Linked DNA regions of Mus musculus: regions 1 and 2 are each linked to region 3. Evidence: chromatin loops called from intact Hi-C (ENCODE). Cell type or tissue: heart. All regions are shown on one strand. Each heading gives the region's core, and the rest is flanking DNA. Links, peaks and the distances in the headings are about the cores only.

The links. Peaks named below come from ENCODE experiments on the same cell type or tissue, not always from the same donor. Only the 100,000 strongest peaks of a DNase experiment are listed, where the experiment ranks them.
Region 1: a loop joins it to region 3, with 2.3 times the contacts of the local background. A loop is called at or near these places in 17 of 42 quality-filtered maps.
Region 2: it touches region 3 in a loop (2.6-fold over the local background); 2 of 42 quality-filtered maps call a loop at or near these places.

Annotation. Positions count from the first base shown.
Region 1 is chr5:144,910,910-144,916,726 of GRCm38, reverse strand. All of the region lies in intron 1 of Smurf1 (SMAD specific E3 ubiquitin protein ligase 1), which reads left to right. Among named protein-coding and RNA genes, the nearest start is that of Gm33821, 5.2 kb to the left of the region's middle. In heart, for the core only: a CTCF peak has its summit at 3,388 (motif pointing right); a DNase peak (open chromatin) is centred at 2,596; H3K27ac peaks cover 1,078 bases.
Region 2 is chr5:144,765,746-144,771,562 of GRCm38, reverse strand. Trrap (transformation/transcription domain-associated protein) reads right to left here and starts at 2,769. Exons shown (of 71, transcript NM_001081362.2): 1 at 2,716-2,769; 2 at 314-474. The coding sequence starts at 413. In heart, for the core only: a CTCF peak has its summit at 2,851 (motif pointing right); DNase peaks (open chromatin) are centred at 3,102, 3,452 and 3,982; H3K4me3 peaks cover 2,371 bases; H3K27ac peaks cover 1,608 bases.
Region 3 is chr5:144,963,340-144,969,156 of GRCm38, reverse strand. It overlaps Smurf1 (SMAD specific E3 ubiquitin protein ligase 1), which reads left to right and starts at 3,327. Exons shown (of 18, transcript NM_001038627.1): 1 at 3,327-3,656. The coding sequence starts at 3,602. In heart, for the core only: no CTCF peak of the experiment used is centred there; DNase peaks (open chromatin) are centred at 3,236, 3,916 and 5,056; H3K4me3 peaks cover 3,092 bases; H3K27ac peaks cover 2,895 bases; H3K27me3 peaks cover 1,542 bases.

The DNA.
Region 1 (5,817 bases), core at 398-5,397, 53 kb after region 3:
AAAATGGCAGTCTTCCCCTCTGGTCCATATGTGGCTGTTGAGGAAATGAGCAGAGAATGTCCACCATAGTGCTCTGTTCCTGGCGTTTCCTGCCTGGAGGCTACTCCCCTGCAGAGATGGCCTCTGCTCAGATTAGCTAAGCCTGGTTCCTCTCGAGCTGTATATGCGGACCCTGCCTCCTCCCTGTCCAGCTCTGCAACAATCCAGCCTCCCTGTCCAGGGTACACATGCTGGGCTTTCAGGGTGCTGAGCCTTCTTCGCCAGACATCCAAGGCCACCAGACCTCAGCTTTCCTATGTGTCCATCTGTCTGTCTTCCCTCACTGTCCTAGTCTGATCCTAGTCTCTAGAGCCATGCTAAGGACCAAGCAAGACTTAGTCTTAGAAACTAAAATGTTCCAGAGCAAATCTCTGTTGTAACAGTGTGTCTTTCACAGTGGCCTCACAGGTCCTGCTGAAGTAAATGCGCAGCACAGCATGTTGACTTAACCTCAGTACTCAGGAGGGTACTGGCTATTCTGGGTTGGTAGCATTTTAATTGAGATATAAATACTATATGCCACAATATGTCACTTTTTAGTATACTAGTCGGTAGTTGTAGTCTCTCCTGACACCACCACCACAGTTAATTATAGCGTTTCCCTCACCCCAGAGGAGCCTTGCCAGCTTCCTTGGCTCCCACTGGCCTTTCCCGACCTGCCCTCGAAGTCTTGTTACTTGTAGAAGTTCTTCTTTGTCTTTTAATCTTCTTAGTTTTTGAGACAGGTGTGTGCATGTAGCAGGGCCTGGCTGTGGTAGTTGGAGGACAGCATGCAGGCCTGTGTCTGCCTTCCCCGTGTGGATCCTAGGGACTGAGCTCAGGACCCCAAGTGTTGTGCTGGTTATCTTCATGCTGAGCTGTCTGCCAGCCCCTAGCTTGCTTTTGGTTTTTGATACAAAATAGCCATAGCCCTAGCTGTCCTGAAACTCACTGTGTACACCAGGCTGACTTTGAACCCAACCCAAAGAGATCTCCTGCCTTGTGGGATTCAAGGAGCGTGCTACCACCCCTGCCTAGCCTAACTTTTTAGATCAGGACCTGGTCTCTGGTTTCATGGTTAGTACTACTGTAGTCTGTCTTTCTGTCTTTTTCTTTTTCATCTTAAATCAATGTGGATTGTTTGTTGGCTTTATCATTTGTTTACAGTCTTTGGGTTTGGTTTGGTTTGGTTGTTTGAGACAGTGTCTTATTTAGTCCAGACTGGCTTCAAACTCTGGATTCTCTGTCTCGGCCTCCTGGGTGCTGGTATTAGAGGCATGTACTACCCTTCTCCCTACCTCCCCTGCAGCCTTGGCTGGTCTCCTCCGCCCCCATGTGTGTAGGTATGTCTTTGCATATGTTTGTGCGCGCGCGCGCGTGCGTGTGTGTGTGTGTGTGTGTGTGTGTGTGTGTGTGTGCGCGTGCGCGCGCGCGCGACCATCCACATGTGTGCATCTGGAATTGACTTCTCTCTCTTCTGGCTTATTCACTGAGGCAGGGTCTGTGAATCAAGCCAGGAGCTCACTTAAACGTGGCCAGTTTGATCTGTGGACTCCTGTGCTTCCCCTTCAGAGGGAGGAGCTCCAGGCTGGCTGCTATGAGCACCACACATTTCCATCAGTTCTGGAGATCTGAGCTCTGTCCCGACTAGTGTGTGACAGACACTTTGACCGTTGGGCCACCTCCCAGCTCCCTTGCTGGTTTCTTACAAATGAAATTTGCCTCTGCAATTTGAGGTAGGGTTTTGTTATTGTGCTCCACGGATCTCAGTCCCACATCGCCTTTCTTTTTTGATCCAAGAGCTGTTCTAAAACTTAAAAAATCTTGTGCTGTGCGGGTTGATGGTAGCTGACAGAGCTGGTGTTTTTCTTGTGTGCCGTGACTGCCGTGGGAGAGTTTGGCAGTTGCTAGTTCTGCAGCTGGGATCTCCTGCCTCAGTCAAGTGCATGAGAGGCAGGAGGAGGTGGGGGTGTGACATAGAGATGTTGCTTGACACACTATCCTTCAGTTACCCTGGACTCTGTCCTTTGTCTCCCACCATCCCCCCTGAGACCTCTCCTGCCCACATACCCATGTGGGCATGCTAGGAATGTTGCCCCAAGTGGAGCTCTGGGGATGGGTGGAGGAATCTCTGTCCCGTCCCGCTGCCTTTATTATACAGTGAGGAGGTGGCAGGGATGGATGGACGAGAAGGATGGGCAGGCTGGCAGCACGTGGGCAGCCTGGCAGCCTCCACCTCCTCATCTGAGCCCCAGCTCAGTAGGAAGTGGGAACTTGGGATGGCAGCATGGCCACAGCCTCACTTTGCTCTTGCCGAGAGAGAGCTAGAGGTGGGGGTGGGGGGCCTGGGGGGGGGCACATTCTCGGCCTCTGCCTTTAAAAAAAAAAAAAAGGCAGCGCAGCCTCAGTGCCCTTCGCAAACTATTTTGTGAATCAGTTTTTGGAAGCGTCTATATTGAGGACAGTCTTGGGTGCTCTGTTATTTTTGCGGAATTGAACCTCATCTCTTTGAGTTGTCTTGTCCTTTTCTGATGTATGTATGCACCAACTTGGAGCAGTGCCTGGCCAGCCTTTGGAGCTGGCTGGTGGCGAGGCTTGTAACTGGCATATTAATAACCTGAGCAGGGGCTGCACAGGGTGAGCTGGCACAGCACTGGCGCACGGCGGGGCACGGCAGGGCACGGCGGGGACGCGAACACCAGCGCCTGGCCCTCCCCTCTCTTCTACAAAGTCACTAACGACTTGAAAAATAAGATTTTCCTCGTGAATGTTTTTCATATAGTCATATTGAAGGAAATTTGAAAATTCTAGCCTGAAACAAAGTAGGGAAAGTATGTCATATTACTTAATGCTCTTCTCTGCTTTTTACAAACAACTCTCCATGTAGCTTATGCTACCCTTGAATTTGCTGCATAGCTGAGGTTAACCTTGAGCTGCCAATATGCTTGCTTCTCCTGGGGTCCTAAGTGTGTGCCCCTGTGTCCATGTGTGGGGTTTTGCTTTTGTTTTTGAGACAAGGTCTTTCTCTGTAGCCCTAGCTGGCCTAGAACTTATTATGTAGACCAGGCTGGCTTACAGTGTACAAAGAACCAGCAGCCTCTGCCTCCTGACTGAGCACTGGGATTAAGCACTGTCACGTGTGTGCTGCCACGCCCAGCAAAAAGCTGTGTATCGGGAGTGTCCTGACACACTTGCTGCTGTGTGCTCGTGGAGGCCCCAGGTTTTGAACCCAGGCCATCAGGGTTAGTGGCAGATGCCTTTTCTCACTAAGCTGCTCCACTGGCTTCCCTTTTAATTTTTTAAAAAGAGATTTATTTATTTATTTTATGTATACGAGTACTATGACTACACTGTCTTCAGACATACCAGAAGAGGGCAGCAGGTCCCATTGCAGATAGGTGTGAGCCACCATGTGGTTGCTGGGATTTGAACTGGGGTCCTCTGGAAGAGCAGCCAGCGCCTTTAACCACTGAGCCATCTTTCTAGCACTCCCCTCCCAACCACCCCTTTTCTCGATGCAGTGTTTCTCATAGCCCAGGCTAGACTTAAAATCACATCACCAAGGATGACCTTGAACTTGTAACCCTCCTTCGTCCAGTGTCATGCTGAACTCCACCCAGTTTTACCCAGTGCTGAGGCTCCAGCCTACCTCCCAGTGCTCCAGTGTGTGTGTCCTCCAGAGCAGGGTTGCATTATACAACCTGGTCACTTTTTATCCTTTCTTGATTGTATGTTTGTTCATTTGTTTGTTTTACTTGACAAATTGACTTTAAAGGATAATTTTAGTGTTTGCAAGTTACTAGGAAGATAACCGAGCCCCTCCACACTGCCTGGGAGCCTCCCTAGTTCACAGTGAGCCCGACCGAGCTCTCTCAGTTCCTGTTGGCTGGGGTCCTCAGGTCCCCTAGTTTTGAAGAGTGCTCTTTTCACTTCTTGGGCTCCTCTCTGGGGACAGCCTCTGAAGCTTTTGTTTGGAGGCCTGGGCAGTTTCTAAAAGAACTAACTGGCTGTTTTGTTTAACTCAGTTGGAGTTTGTTGAATGTCTTTCTCACTTAGAATCTGGAGGAGTCAGACCCCTGAGACACCATTGTCAATTGCCTGTCACAGGAGGCACCAGCAGTGGAACTTAACCGCCTGGCCTGGCCTGTGGCCCCTGGCTAAGGTTGGCTGTGTTGATTTGATTCCTCCCACTATGAAGGCATTCTGTTCTGCTTCTTCCAGCCTCATGGATCTGGGGTACCTCTGTACCCTTGGGGCATCGTCTTTCCTGGTTATTGCTTTATGGCCTAATTTAGTCCTATCAGTCTGACATCTCATGGACACTGATGGTTCTGTTTTGGTTAAAGCCTAGCATTACCTCGTTTCATTGTGTAGCATGTTCCAGGCCACTCCTTATTATAACTCGGCCCTTTAACATGATTCTACCAGGATGGATGATCTCCCTTTAAAACAAAATTTTAAACTTTATTGTTTTACATGTATGAGTATTTGACCTCCATATATACCTATGCACCATGTGACCTACAGAGGCCAGGGGAGAGGGTGTAGGCAATTGAACCCAGGTCCTCTGGAAGAGCAGTGGTTGGGTGGGTGTTCTATCTGCTGACCCATCTTCAGCTCATTGATCTCCTCTTTTGAGAGATTGTCTTGTTGTGTTGCCCAGGCTGTCCCTTATCTCCTGTGCCGAAGTGGACCTCCCAACTCAGTCTCCTCAGTGACAGGGCCTGCCTGGCTCCTTCTGTGTGCTTTGTGCACCCAAGCAGACACATCTCAGTGGCTCCCAGGCCTTGTCTCTCATTGCTGAGCTATGCCTCTCTAATACTGTGAGCATGTTCTGTGTGCGTACTTTATATGTGTATTTCCAGTGACTACACACCACAGGGTGGAATTGATGGCCCATGATCAGCTAAAAGAAGTTGACATATCTTCTCACTCCGCCTTTGGCAGCAGTGACTTAACATTTTAATGTGACACATGGCCCCATCTGAGTCCTCACTGTTCAGTGCAGCGGCAGGCTTCGGTGACCTTGTGTGGCTTTCCCTCATGCAGTAGATCAGTTAAAAAACCTTTTTGCATGCATTTACTTATGGTGGAGAGATGCTCATGCCACAGTGTGCTTATGGATATTAGAGGACAACAGGTAGGAGCAGGAATTCAGGTCCTTTGGCTTGGTGGCTTTATCATTTGCTGAGCCATGGCCCCAGACAGATGAGTGTTGATCAGTCATCCGCTCAGCTCAATCATCTCGAGCAGTGGTGTTGATCTCAGAGCTGCTGTTTTCTCTCTGCTATGACTTAGTCTACCTGACTTACACTATGGTGTGAATGAATGCCAGCTAATTAATCAAATGGCATGTACGATAGCCCTGAGCACTATGCAAGACAGACAGGGCAGAGGAACTTGATCTAGATGATGGTGGACTTTGGGGTTTCTGAGGCACTTGTGTGCTTCCATGGCTTGTCACCTTGCCGAGCCTGGACCTCTCCAGATGCAATTCTCGGCCTTCTACATGTGAATTTATTAATGTAGTAACTGGGCTGGTGAGATGGGACAGCAGCCAAAAGAAAGAAGTCTGACAGCAGTGTTTCTTGCTATTATTTACTACAGCTCCTCCTCAGCCCCACCCCCGTTTGTTTTTCTGTCTGGTCTGATGGAATTGGAGACTAATTTACTCAGCTTTGATCTGTGAAATCACAGCCTTCCCCTTTACTCTCAGTAGCCACTCAAAAGAAAGCAGCCATGGCTTAGGTGAGTGGACAGTCGCCAGGTGTGGTGGCACATCCTGTCGTCCTGGCACTG
Region 2 (5,817 bases), core at 296-5,295, 200 kb after region 3:
GCTTCAAAAATCACTGGATTTAGGGACTGAAGAGAAGCAATCAGATCTTATCAGTTTGACTGTCACAGCCCAGAAGATGGCACAGGGCTAGGTCCCTACCACCAGTCACACACATCCATCCTCCCAGACTCACGTGTGCATGCACAGACAAGGACACACATACACACAGGCAATCTGGCACACACACTTGTGCCTCTCTGTGGCTCCAGCAGTATTGTTCATCATTGTGCTTCTCCACAAGGTAGACGGGGAGACCAAGGACAAACACTAAGGTTTGCTCTTCCTCTCAGTGTGCAAAAAAGGACAGACTCACGTGTATTCACATCCGTGAGAGCTGCCACAAACTGAAGGTATTTCTTCATCAGAGTGGTTTGGTCGACCACCGTGGCCCCCTGGGTTGCAACGAACGCCATCTTTCTTCTGAGTTTGTGTTTTTCTCAAGCCTGAGCTGCCAAGTCCATGAGTTTATCCAGCCTGTGAAGAGAGACATCCCGTCAGCAGCTGGCAGGGACATGGGGAGCTTGTAACCTGTGAAATATTTTACCTCAGTACTTTCTAAAATTACATTCATATTTTCATTGTGTTTGGGGGGGGGGGGAGGTTCCTGTGCCTTAATAGATGTATTGAGGTCAGAGGAATCACACAGAGGTCCAGGGACTCGAACTCAGGTCATCAGGGCTGGTGATTGGAACCGAAACCTGCTGAGCTGTTCCACTGCCCAAGCTCTAAAGGATTTGCGGAAATCACTGTTTTCTGTGGGTTGTTTTTGTTGTGGACAGTGTGTCCAAATGCACTGTTTCAACATCATTCTCTTCAACATGGAAGCTTTTCTTTCCCGTTACATAGCCTTCTTTCAACAAACCAGGAGATCGCAAACGTTTTGTACAACGAGCTGTGCAGAATGGAGGGAGAGCTGGGGCTATAGCTCAGTGGAGAGAGGGTTTGCCTAGCATGTTTATGAAGCCTTGACCTTGATTCCCAGCCCTGCATAAAGCGGAGTAATCCCACAACCTCTCCAGCACGGGAGAAGTACAGATGGGGGCCTGGGACACATAAGACACTATCTCCAAAGTGTCATGGAGGAGGTGGGGGGAGCCACACAGGAAATGTTTGAATCTTTGTAGTTGTGCAATGTCTACCCAGTTCCCCAGCACTCAGGAAGGAGTCACTAACACATAAATGAATGACAACAGCGGTGTTCAAAAAACAAAAAAACAAAACAAAAAGGAGGGCTTAAGGACACCTTTTGCATAATCTGAATTCATCATGAAATACTACTCTTCTTCAATACTCCCCCCATCCCACCCCAACCAGTTTAAGAAAATATAAAACCAGCTAAGCATGGGGGCAAATGGTTTTAATCCCAGCACGCAGGGGACAAGAGGCCAGCCTGTTGTACATAGTGAATTTTAGGCTAGTCAGGGTTACCTGAGACCTTGGGAAAATATACACACTACATCATGGTAGAGCCTTGTCCTGGGTTTTATCCCCCAGTATTGTATAAATAATAAACTATTCTCCTAAGCATTACCTCAAAGACTGTGGATCTTATCTACAGTCGAGGCACAAAACACAAAGCATGCTTTTTATCATTACATTTTCTTAACTGGGGTGGAAGAAGGTGTGTGCCACACAGCACATGAGGAAGTCAGGGGACCACTTGTGGGACGTCTGTTCCTTCCATCCACCGTGTGGGTCTCAGGGATTGAACTCGGGTCATCGGGCTTGGCAGCAAGCAACCTTTACCCACTGAACCAACTCACCGGCCCCAAAGCATACTTTAAAAGCACCACAGTGACTTGGAAAACAGGAACGTTGACTCCTGGCTCATAAGGTAAAGCGCTTGGAGCCAAACCTGGAGACCTATCTTGATATGTGACCACAGGGTGGAGGGGGAGAACTGAGTCCCACAGGCTGACCTCTTAGCTCCACATGCATGCCGAACACACATACACAAACAAGCAAATGCTTAAAAAATAAAAAGCTGAGTGTGCCAGTGCACGCCTTTAACCCCAGGACTCTGTGGATCTCTGTGAGTTCTAGACCAGCCAGGCCTACATAATACCAGAGACCCTGTTCCTAGGGAGAGAAGAGAAAAGCTAAGGATACTATCAGCCTTGCTACCGTGACTTGGCAAACTCTTGCTTTTCCTATCAGAGTTCCTCCTTCAAACACTGGAGGTCCCTCATACTCACCGACTATTAACTAGACTCAGGGTCAAGGCATTCTTAAGAACAAAACAGAAGCCCTAATCCTGGCCAAACTTTTTATCTAGCTTTTCTGCTGTGGAGGCGGTGTTGTGTAGCTCGGGTAGGAGGAGCAGGCTGATGTAGATGTACGGTTGGCCTTGATTGTTGAGCTTCCAGCCCCGACCCCTGACAGGCCTGTGTACCATCACCCCAGGGCTAGGAGGTTCTGGGGAATCGAACCCAGGGTTTGGTGTGCTAGGGGGACACTCTACCCTCTGAGCTATAGCCCAATCATCTGCGCAAACTTTTGCGACACTTAATCTCCTTTTTATAAGCCACTCAGTAAAAGTGCCACTTCCGAGCTCCCACCCGATCCTCCCAGGGACCAGGCCTAGCTTCTCCCTGGGCCAAGAACCTGAAAGCAGGGGGCTACCCTATCCGCCTGTGGATTCTGGAAGGAGGTTCTGAGCTTTTCGAGAGGATATGGATTCAGGCCTGGATGCCCTCGAGCCCACGGAGTCCCCACCCAGGTAAGGAAAAGGCAAACGGCCCCACAGCCCGCCGTCCTCCATCGGGTCCGCCCCGCCCACGACGCCCGGCTGGCTGGACAACGCGCCTCCGGGCCGCCAGGGGGCGCCGTAGCCGCCGCTACCTTCACTCTCAGCGTCTGGCCCAGAGAGCCAGGAGCCTGCGTGGAGGCCCGCAGATGCCAGGATGGCTTTGGTGGGGTGCCGCAGCCCCCTCGACTCCTCACTCAATCCCTTCGCGTCGCAAACGGCCTTCGGGTTCCCTCCTTTTGTCGCCGATCCTTCCCGGGACTCTCAGCGACTGCCCCCCAGCAGGCCGCTGAGCTACGGCAAGCGCCGAGGGCCAACCTCCGCGGCCGCTAGCGCTGCGCGTCCCTCCATCCGCTCCAGCGCAGCCCGGCGCCGCGGAGGACTAAATGCTGCAGTGTGGCTGATCTAGTTTAGGAGGGCTCCTGGGGGGCCGGAAGGACCTCGGTCAAGCAGGGACAGCCTTCTCCACTTCTCCGTGGAGCCGTCGTGCTGCACCGACTCTCTCCCACGCCTGAGACACGCACGCGCGTGCATCTCCCGGGACCGTTCACCCGCCCTCCCTTGCGCTTACCGGGACCTGCCGACTAGCCCCCAGCATCCGGGCCCGAGTCCCCAAGAACTCTCGCCGCCGACGCCGCTGCTGCTCCTCGCTCAGTCCCGCCCCGGCTTAAAGCCGCGGCGTCCGCCCACCAGAACTAAGCTCGGGCGCACCGCCCCCAAGTGGGTGCGGCCTGGGCGGGCAGCGGGGCAGGGAGGGGCGGTCTGCCGCCTTGGGTGGGCGTGCTGTCCTTTTAAATCATCGCCTGGGTGACCTATCTGCTGAGCACCTAGGCCGGTGGGGCTCTGGGCTGCTGCAGCTTCAAGATTCGTCATCGCCTCCACACCCAACCCCGTGTCCCTTTTCCTCGCAGGAACCAGACTGAAGGGTGATTGACACCCGAAATACCTCTCCAGTTGGTTCACTGTGTGTGTGTGTGTGTGTGTGTGTGTGTGTGTGTGTGTGTGTGTGTGTGTGTATGTGTGGCCTTCAGGGCTGGACTTCCTTCCCTGAGATTTTATTTTTCCTCTTCCAGCAATGCTGGGTGTTGAACTTAGGGCTTCACATCCACTAGGCCAGCTGTGTGTGTGTGTGTGTGTGTGTGTGTGTGTGTGTGTATGTGTGGCCTTCAGGGCTGGACTTCCTTCCCTGAGATTTTATTTTTCCTCTTCCAGCAATGCTGGGTGTTGAACTTAGGGCTTCACATCCACTAGGCCAGCGCTCTATTGCTGATCAGCCGCCTGAGAGTGAAGTAGTTCCTGCAAGACTTTAATCACAGCACTGGGGGGGGGGGGGGGGGGGGGGGCCGGGGGGGGGGAGGCAGGCGGATTTCTGAGTTCGAGACCAGCCTGGGATAGGGGCAGATAGACTGACATCCAGTTGGCTTAAAGGCAAACTCGGGTGTTATGCTGCTAGGTCACCCTGAGACAACTACATTTGTCCCGCTTGTAGCTGATGCCCTCCCTTCAAGACAAAATTGGAAGGTGACAGACCTCAAGCCAAGCCAGAGCGGTGAAGAAACGTGGTGGGGAGTAGGGGTATCCTGTGATACCCAGATGAGGACGAAGGTCTTTCTTTGAAAGGGACAACTCAGCCGGGTGTGGTGGCTCACGCCTTTAATCCCAGCACTCGGGAGGCAGAGGCAGGCGGATCTCTGAGTTCGAGGTCAACCTGGTCTACAGAGTGAGTTCCAGGATAGCCGGGGCTACACAGAGAAACCCTGTCTCGAAAAACCAAAAAAACAAAAAACAAACAAACAAACAAACAAAAAAAACCGAAAGGGACAACTCTATCAATTCTACACTACCGAGTAGGTTCTGTGACAACCACTAACAGTGAAGTGAGCTCGGTAACCATAGTTACCCGGTTTTGATGAACACTGTGTAAGCGATGGCCTAAACCCCACTACCTCCCGCCTCCTTGTATTTATATCCTGCAACTTCCTGTTCCTGATCTGAAAGCTTGAAGCACCAGGGTCTTAGTGTTCTGATCCTAAATTGATACATTTTCGCACTCGGCAATAAACAGATTTCACTGGCCCTGCAAAATAACCTTGGAGGGAAGACGGCAGAGAGAAAGCACGCTCCTGTATTGTTTATTGTTGCCACAGAAGAATTAGCAGTAGCTGAAACGCTGGGAATGTGGGAAATTGTTTCTAATGACATTTTCCCCCCTCTTTCCTGCAAGAAATAGTCTGTTTGCCAATAAAGCTTACGCTGGGCCATCACGACCTCCAAAAGTAGCAGGTCCGAAGTTTGAGAAAGACTTAAAACAGGGATCAAACCAGTACCCTGGGAGCTGTTTTTGTTTTGTTTGGAAGATTTAAAAAAAAAAAAAAAAAGGCAAGATAAATAAGACAGGTGAGATTGCTCAGTAGATTACTCTCTGGGTTGTAGTCCAGCGGGTAGAATGTCTAGCACACAGGAAGCCCTGGGTTTCCTTCTGCACGTGCTCTTAACTATAATCTCAATACTCGGTAGGCAAAGTGTTGCATGCAGTGTCTTCACTCGGTTAACTTGATTCATGTTAATGTTTATCCCCATTACTGCTGTGGAGTAGAACTAAGAAGCCCGTGTGAAGGGAGGAGAATAACTGACTGTGCAAAGTCCCCTGATGTGCACAGGGGTGCCCAGGCACGCTTACACACTCAGGGATCATTAACACACTTAGTAATAATAAACACATTTTACAAAAGGAAAACATGTCCAGCGTGGTGGTGCACACTCTTAATGCCAGCTCTTGGGAGGATCTCTGAATTTGAGGCCAACTTGATCTGCCTAGTAAGAAAGACAGGAAAAAAGAAAGAAAAGAGAAGAAGCAAATATCTTTTGATACATTTCGGCATTTAACTAATTAATTGCGTATCATACACACCCATGATTGGTTTTAGCTCTATCATTGACAAAATCAGCCCTTCCCTTTTGGCATAGTTGTATCAGGGTATTCAAATTGGTTAGGGGTTACTTGTTTGTCCCCTGAGTTCCAGGTTAGGGACGGGGTCAACCTCATCCCTTTTAGGTAAATTAGATTAAGT
Region 3 (5,817 bases), core at 242-5,241:
TTTCTACAGTGTGGGTCCCAGGGATCAAACTCAGATGGTCAGGATCTTTTACTTGAGTGGATCCACGCAGGATCTTTTACCGGATGAGCGGTCTTGCAGGGTCCCAACCTGTCTTTTGAGGCAGGGTCTTTCATCGAACTGGGCCGCCCTGGTTTAGACTGGCTGGCCAGCAAACTCAATCCTCCCAGCTGCTCCTTGGGTGCTGCTGTGTCTGGTTCTTAGTCCTTGTGTGTGTTGTGGTAATCACTTTACCAAATGAGCCAGCTCCCAAACCTTGTTTGTTTGTTTCCAATGGGGACTCGTGTAGCCTAGACTGACCTCAAACTGTCACCTCAGTTAATCAGATGAACAGCTGATAATGTGATAGGAGTTTAGAATATAGATTTTAGAGCTACTCTGCTTAAGAAAGAAAAGCCTAAGAAAGAAAGTAAATTTAGAGGCATAGAAGACCTTGGTCTGCAGATGACAGTCATATTCAGTTTGGTAGTCAAAAGGTGGGAAAGGGGCTGAGGATGTGGCTCAGTGGATAGGGAGCTTGCCTGGCATGTAGGAACTCAAGGGTTCGGTTCCCAGTAGGTGCACAAAATCAGACTTCATGATGTGATCTTGCATTTCACATACTCAAGAGGTGGAGGCAGGAGGATTAATAGTTAAAGATCATCCTTAGCTACATACTGCGTTCTAGGCCAGTTTGGGCCATATGAGATCTTGTCCTAAAGACAAATGGGCTGGGGAGGGTCAATAACGTGTTTGCCTTGCACGTATGAGGATCTGAGCTGGATTCCAGGCACCTGTAGTCAACACTGGGTGTGGCATCCCACATCTGTAATCCCAGTGTTGGGAGGGGGAGATAAGGATGTTTGGGGCTTGCTGGCCAGCCAGTTCAGGTGAATCACTAAGTTTCAGGTTCAGTGAGAAATCGTCTCAGAATTGAGGTGGGGAATGGTTGGGAAAGACACCCAATAATGTGTGACTGTATCTTCCAGATGTGTGTACACATGTGCTCAGGGAGCGGCACACAGGAACGCACACACGACAATCAAAGCATGGAGGACAGTCTTCTCTTTGAAGCAGGGTATGGCAGAATACTGTTAGGACTCTCTCCGACTAGCAGACAACAGTGTGCGTTCCCAGTTAATGGGCAGAGGAAATGACTTAGCCTCCAAGACGCACACTTGTGACTCAGGGGTTGGGATAACCAGGTGAAGAAAGGTCCAGACGTCTAGGCAGGTAAGGAAACAAAGAGGTGGAGCAACCCAAGACTCCTGGGTGAGGGTGCAGGAGAGTGGACCCAGGAGGAAGGAAAAGCACATGTGAGCTGAGGCGGGGGTGTGTGTGTGTGTGTGTGTGAGTGTGTGTGTGTGAGTGGGTGAGTGTGTGTGTGTGTGTGTGAGTGGGTGAGTGTGTGTGTGTGTGTGTGTGAGTGTGTGTGTGTGTGAGTGGGTGAGTGTGTGTGTGTGAGTGGGTGAGTGTGTGTGTGTGAGTGTGTGTGTGTGAGTGTGTGAGTGTGTGTGAGTGTGTGAGTGTGTGTGTGTGTGTGAGTGGGTGAAGGTGGAGGGAAGAGGAATGAGAAAGAAGGGAGGTATGGCTGAGGATACAGAGAAAGAGAATGACAGGGCAAGGAGGGAAGGAGAGAAGTGCAGGGGGAGAGAGAGAGAGAGAGAGAGAGAGAGAGAGAGAGAGAGAGAGAGAGAGAGAGAGGTTAACTTCAGTTTTTCTCCACTGTTTATCCCCCAGCTCCATTTTTTCTGGTGGCAGAGTCTCTCACTGGCATAGGGTTCCTGATTCATGGAGGCTTACTGGCCTATTAGTCCCAGGGATCCTTCTGTCTTTGCCTCCCAGGGGGCTGGGATCACTCAAACTCACCAGCACACCTGTACCGTGGGGCTGGAGAGATGCTGAACAGTTAGGAGCACACGTTGCTCTTCCAGAGGACCTAAGTTCAGTTCCCAGCACCCACACGGTGGCTCACAAACACCCGCTCCAGATCCAGCACCTTGTGATGCACACATACAAACACGCACACAAAACACTCCTATATAGGTAACAGAAATATCTAAAAAAAAGCCTCACAAAACTTAGCTTCTTGTGCTTGCACCATCGAACACCTTACCAATGGTGCTATTCTCCCAACACCAATCAAAGACTCCTAAATGGATTTATTCCAACCTAGGGTCTCGCTCTCAGCGACAACGGCTTAGAAATGGAAGCAGAGTTAGAGTCTGGATTAACCGTTGCCCATACACGATCCTATTCTTAAGATATTTTCCCTCCATTATTAAATAGTCTGGGCTGCACAGGCTCATAAAACCAAACTGCCTAGGACAAGAACAGGTACAAGCCTGTAATCCCTGCGCTCCGGAGGCTGAGTAGGGGGAATCACAGTTTTGAGGTCAGCCTCAGCTACAGATGAGCCCCTGTCTCCAAAGAGGGTGGTCAAACGCTGTGGGTAGCTGGTTCTAAGGAAGAACCATAGAGTCTGCCCATGAAGTGAATTAAGTTCAGGTCGGATGGGAGTTTGGTAAATATACGCAGCCTTTTCAAGAACCTTTTATTTCCTCTCTAGAATGCGTTACCATAGAGATTGGTTTGCTTGCTGGGGAAAGAAAGCCCGGCTTTTACTTTTTACCGGCCTGACACTCTGGGGGTTTGGGGGTGGGTTCATCAGAAGGCAGGGACTCGAAAACCCGACTGCTTACTTCTCTGGGTTAGTTCAGTTGCATGCAGGTTCCTATCCACAAAACCACCACCTCTCCATTTACATCCTTCATCTTGTTTAGCTGGTCCATATGCCGCACTTCCTCTGAGTCTAGCCACTTTGTCAATCGAATACACCAGTTGCACAGGGCACATCCGACACTCGATCACTGCGGGAAGTCTTCCCTTGGAACTTGCAGGATCTAGTGTGTACCCACGCGCGCACGCGCGCACGGTTCTTGGGGTTTCATGCAACACCCTGGCTTCCATCAGGAGCTTTGAAAAGTCCGACACTGAAGAAACAATCGGTTCCCCCAAATCGTCGCACAAGCAAATCAGTTGGTTCTGAGATTGTGACTAAGAACCAGCTCCGACTGCGCCGCTTGTGTGTGCGTGTGTGTCGTCTACGTGTGTGGGGCGGTGGTGGCCACGGTGGTGTCTGTTTCAAGGCTCCCCGCCGGCTGCAGGAACCTTGCAGCTCCCCCAGACCCCCTTGCGCGCGCCCAGGACAAGCGCGGTCCGCGTAGCGCCGTGCTCGGGCGCGCGCACGCACGCACACACGCAAGCGCGAGGCCGCGCAGGGCCGGGCCGGCAAGGCGGCGGGCGCGCGCAGCTCGGGAGGCGGCGGCGGAAGCAGCGAGGGCGGCGGGCGTCCGGCTGCGAGCGCGGCGGCTCCGGGCTGGGCCAGCCAGGGGCGGCTCCTGGCGGCGGCGCGGCCGAGCGCTCGGTTCTACGGTTCCAGCCCGTGGTCTCCGGCCCAACGCCTGCGCCGCGCACTCGGCGTCCCGGCTCGGACCCCGGCGCCCAGCCCGTGGCCGTAACCTTGAGGCGGCGGCGGGGCCGGGCCGGGCCGGGCTGGGGGGCGGCGGCACTGGATCCGAGGCCGGCCGGCCGCTGGCGGGAGATGTCGAACCCCGGGACCCGTAGGAACGGCTCCAGCATCAAGATCCGTCTGACAGGTAGGCACGACAGGGCCGCGGCCCTCGCGCCCCTAGACTGTCCCAGGGACCCTGCGGACTCCCGCCCCGCCCCCTCCCCCCCCCCCCCCCTTGCACCGGCCGTTGTCCCGGGACCGCTGCACCCCCTACGGCGTGCGCCCCTCGCTCGCGCTCCCGGCCCCGCCCCCCGGGTGCTCTGCAGGCGCCGCCCCTGCCGCCCCGTCCCCTCCCTCTGCATCAGGGCCCGCCCCTGGCACATCAGGACACGCCCCGCTGCGGCAGCCCCGCCCTCCCTCTGCATCAAGCCACGCCTCTCCGATCTGCAGACTCGCCCCCTTAACTAGGCTCAGCCCTCGACTCTTCTGCAGACTCCCCCTCCCCCTCACAGGCTCCACCCCTTGACTACTTTGTAGCTTTGGCGACCCGCCCTATGGCTCCTCCCTCTGCATCATTCCCCGCCCCCTGCTTGCTCTGCAGGCCCAGGCAGCTGCCTTTTCTGCATTAAGCCTGGCTTGCTGTTCATCCCTCTATCATAGATTCCACCCCTGTGGCTGATTCTCTTGGCCCCGCCTCTGGCTCCTTTCTCTTCAGGTTCTTGCCTATCCCCCCCTGCCCACACTACTCTATCTGCCCACACCTACCATCAGTTGCATATGGGCCACGCCCCCTAGCTTTCTCCCTCTGCCCCTAACTTTACCCTTCTGGATCAGGTCCCGCCCCCTAGCTCCTCCACTACAGGACTCCCCCCCCCCCTCTCCTTTCTGCCCCACACCTACCCTCAGCTGCATATAGGTACCACCCCTCGGGGCCCTCCACCGGTCCCCTCTAGTGTCCTCTCTTGACACCGCCCCAGCACCCTCTGATCCACACCTACCCCCCTGCCTGCTTTTCTTCAGGCCTTGTACATAGCCACACACCTTTCAACTTCATGTAGATCCCGCCCCCTCGCTGCACCTCCACCGCTCTTTCCACCCCTACCTCACATTTTCATCATCCATCTCTTCACTCTCATCCTCCTTCTACCTGCTGTTCCCCTCTAGGCCCACCCCTCACCATCCTCCCGCCTGTCCCCTCCCTCTTTTCCCTTGCAGCTTCTCATCACTTCATCTCTCTCTCCTTTCTTTCTTCCCACTCTCTCACATGAACATTATCTACCTTCTCCCTTCTCTCTCTGGGTCCCTTCGAATCATCCCACCCCCTACTCGTTTGCCTTGCTTCTCTTTGCTCTCCCACCGCCTCACCCACTCCTCATCTCCATCTCTCTAGTTTCCCCTCTCCTCTCTTGGCTCCGCCCCCTCTACTGTTTTCAGCCACGCCCCCGTCCCTGCTTGATCCCGCCCTCACTTATCTTTCAGTCCCGCCCACTCGCTTCTGTCTTACAGCCTCCACCCTTAAGTCGCAAATTCCTCAATCCTGTCTGGGACCAAACGTCTGTCTCCCAGTCTTGTTCTCACTTCCCCCACCTCATCAGTGGTCCAGACCTCTCCAGTCTAGTCCACTTCCGTTCTCCCCGAGGCCAGGCCACTTAGTACTCCAGAGACGAGTCCTTGGTTCCTACCTCCTCTGCAATGCCTTCACCCCTCGCCACATCCTTGAGTCCCCCCTCCCACACAAGCTGAGCTGTGGCAGCTGCTCTAGTGCAAGGCGCCTTGTTCCCCTCAGTCTTCAGAGGAATGTTCAGGTTTGCTAAGTGCTCTGTAGTGCCACCTTCAAAGGTGAGCGCAGAGCTTGCTGTGGGTCTGACAGCAGCAGGGCAGTTTGCATGCAGGCAAGGGGAGAGCTCTCTGTCATAGCTGTCCCTCTTCGTGGGTCCGGAGTCTGGACCACTGCCCTCAGCTTCCTCTTTCTTTCTCCCTCTCCTTTCTCTGCAGACCTTACCAGTGTGAATCCATCCCTAAGGCTGCATGCATGGCAGGGTTGGCAGAGGGCCTGCTTTGGGGCTTTCCAGCTCAGAAGAGGAAATACATCGTTAAGTCTGAGGCCTTGCAGGGAGTTCCCTGGATTTTTCTGTTCCAAGGCAGTGTGTTGGGGACTAAGACTTCTGCTTGTCCTTTCAGGCAGAGCCTTAGGGTAAGACCTGTGATCATGGTGGAAATTCTTGGAAAGTTTCTTGTGTTTAAGAAAAGATTGATAGTTTTCCCTGAAGATGTGGGAGCAGATAACGGTGTTTGCACTAGAACCC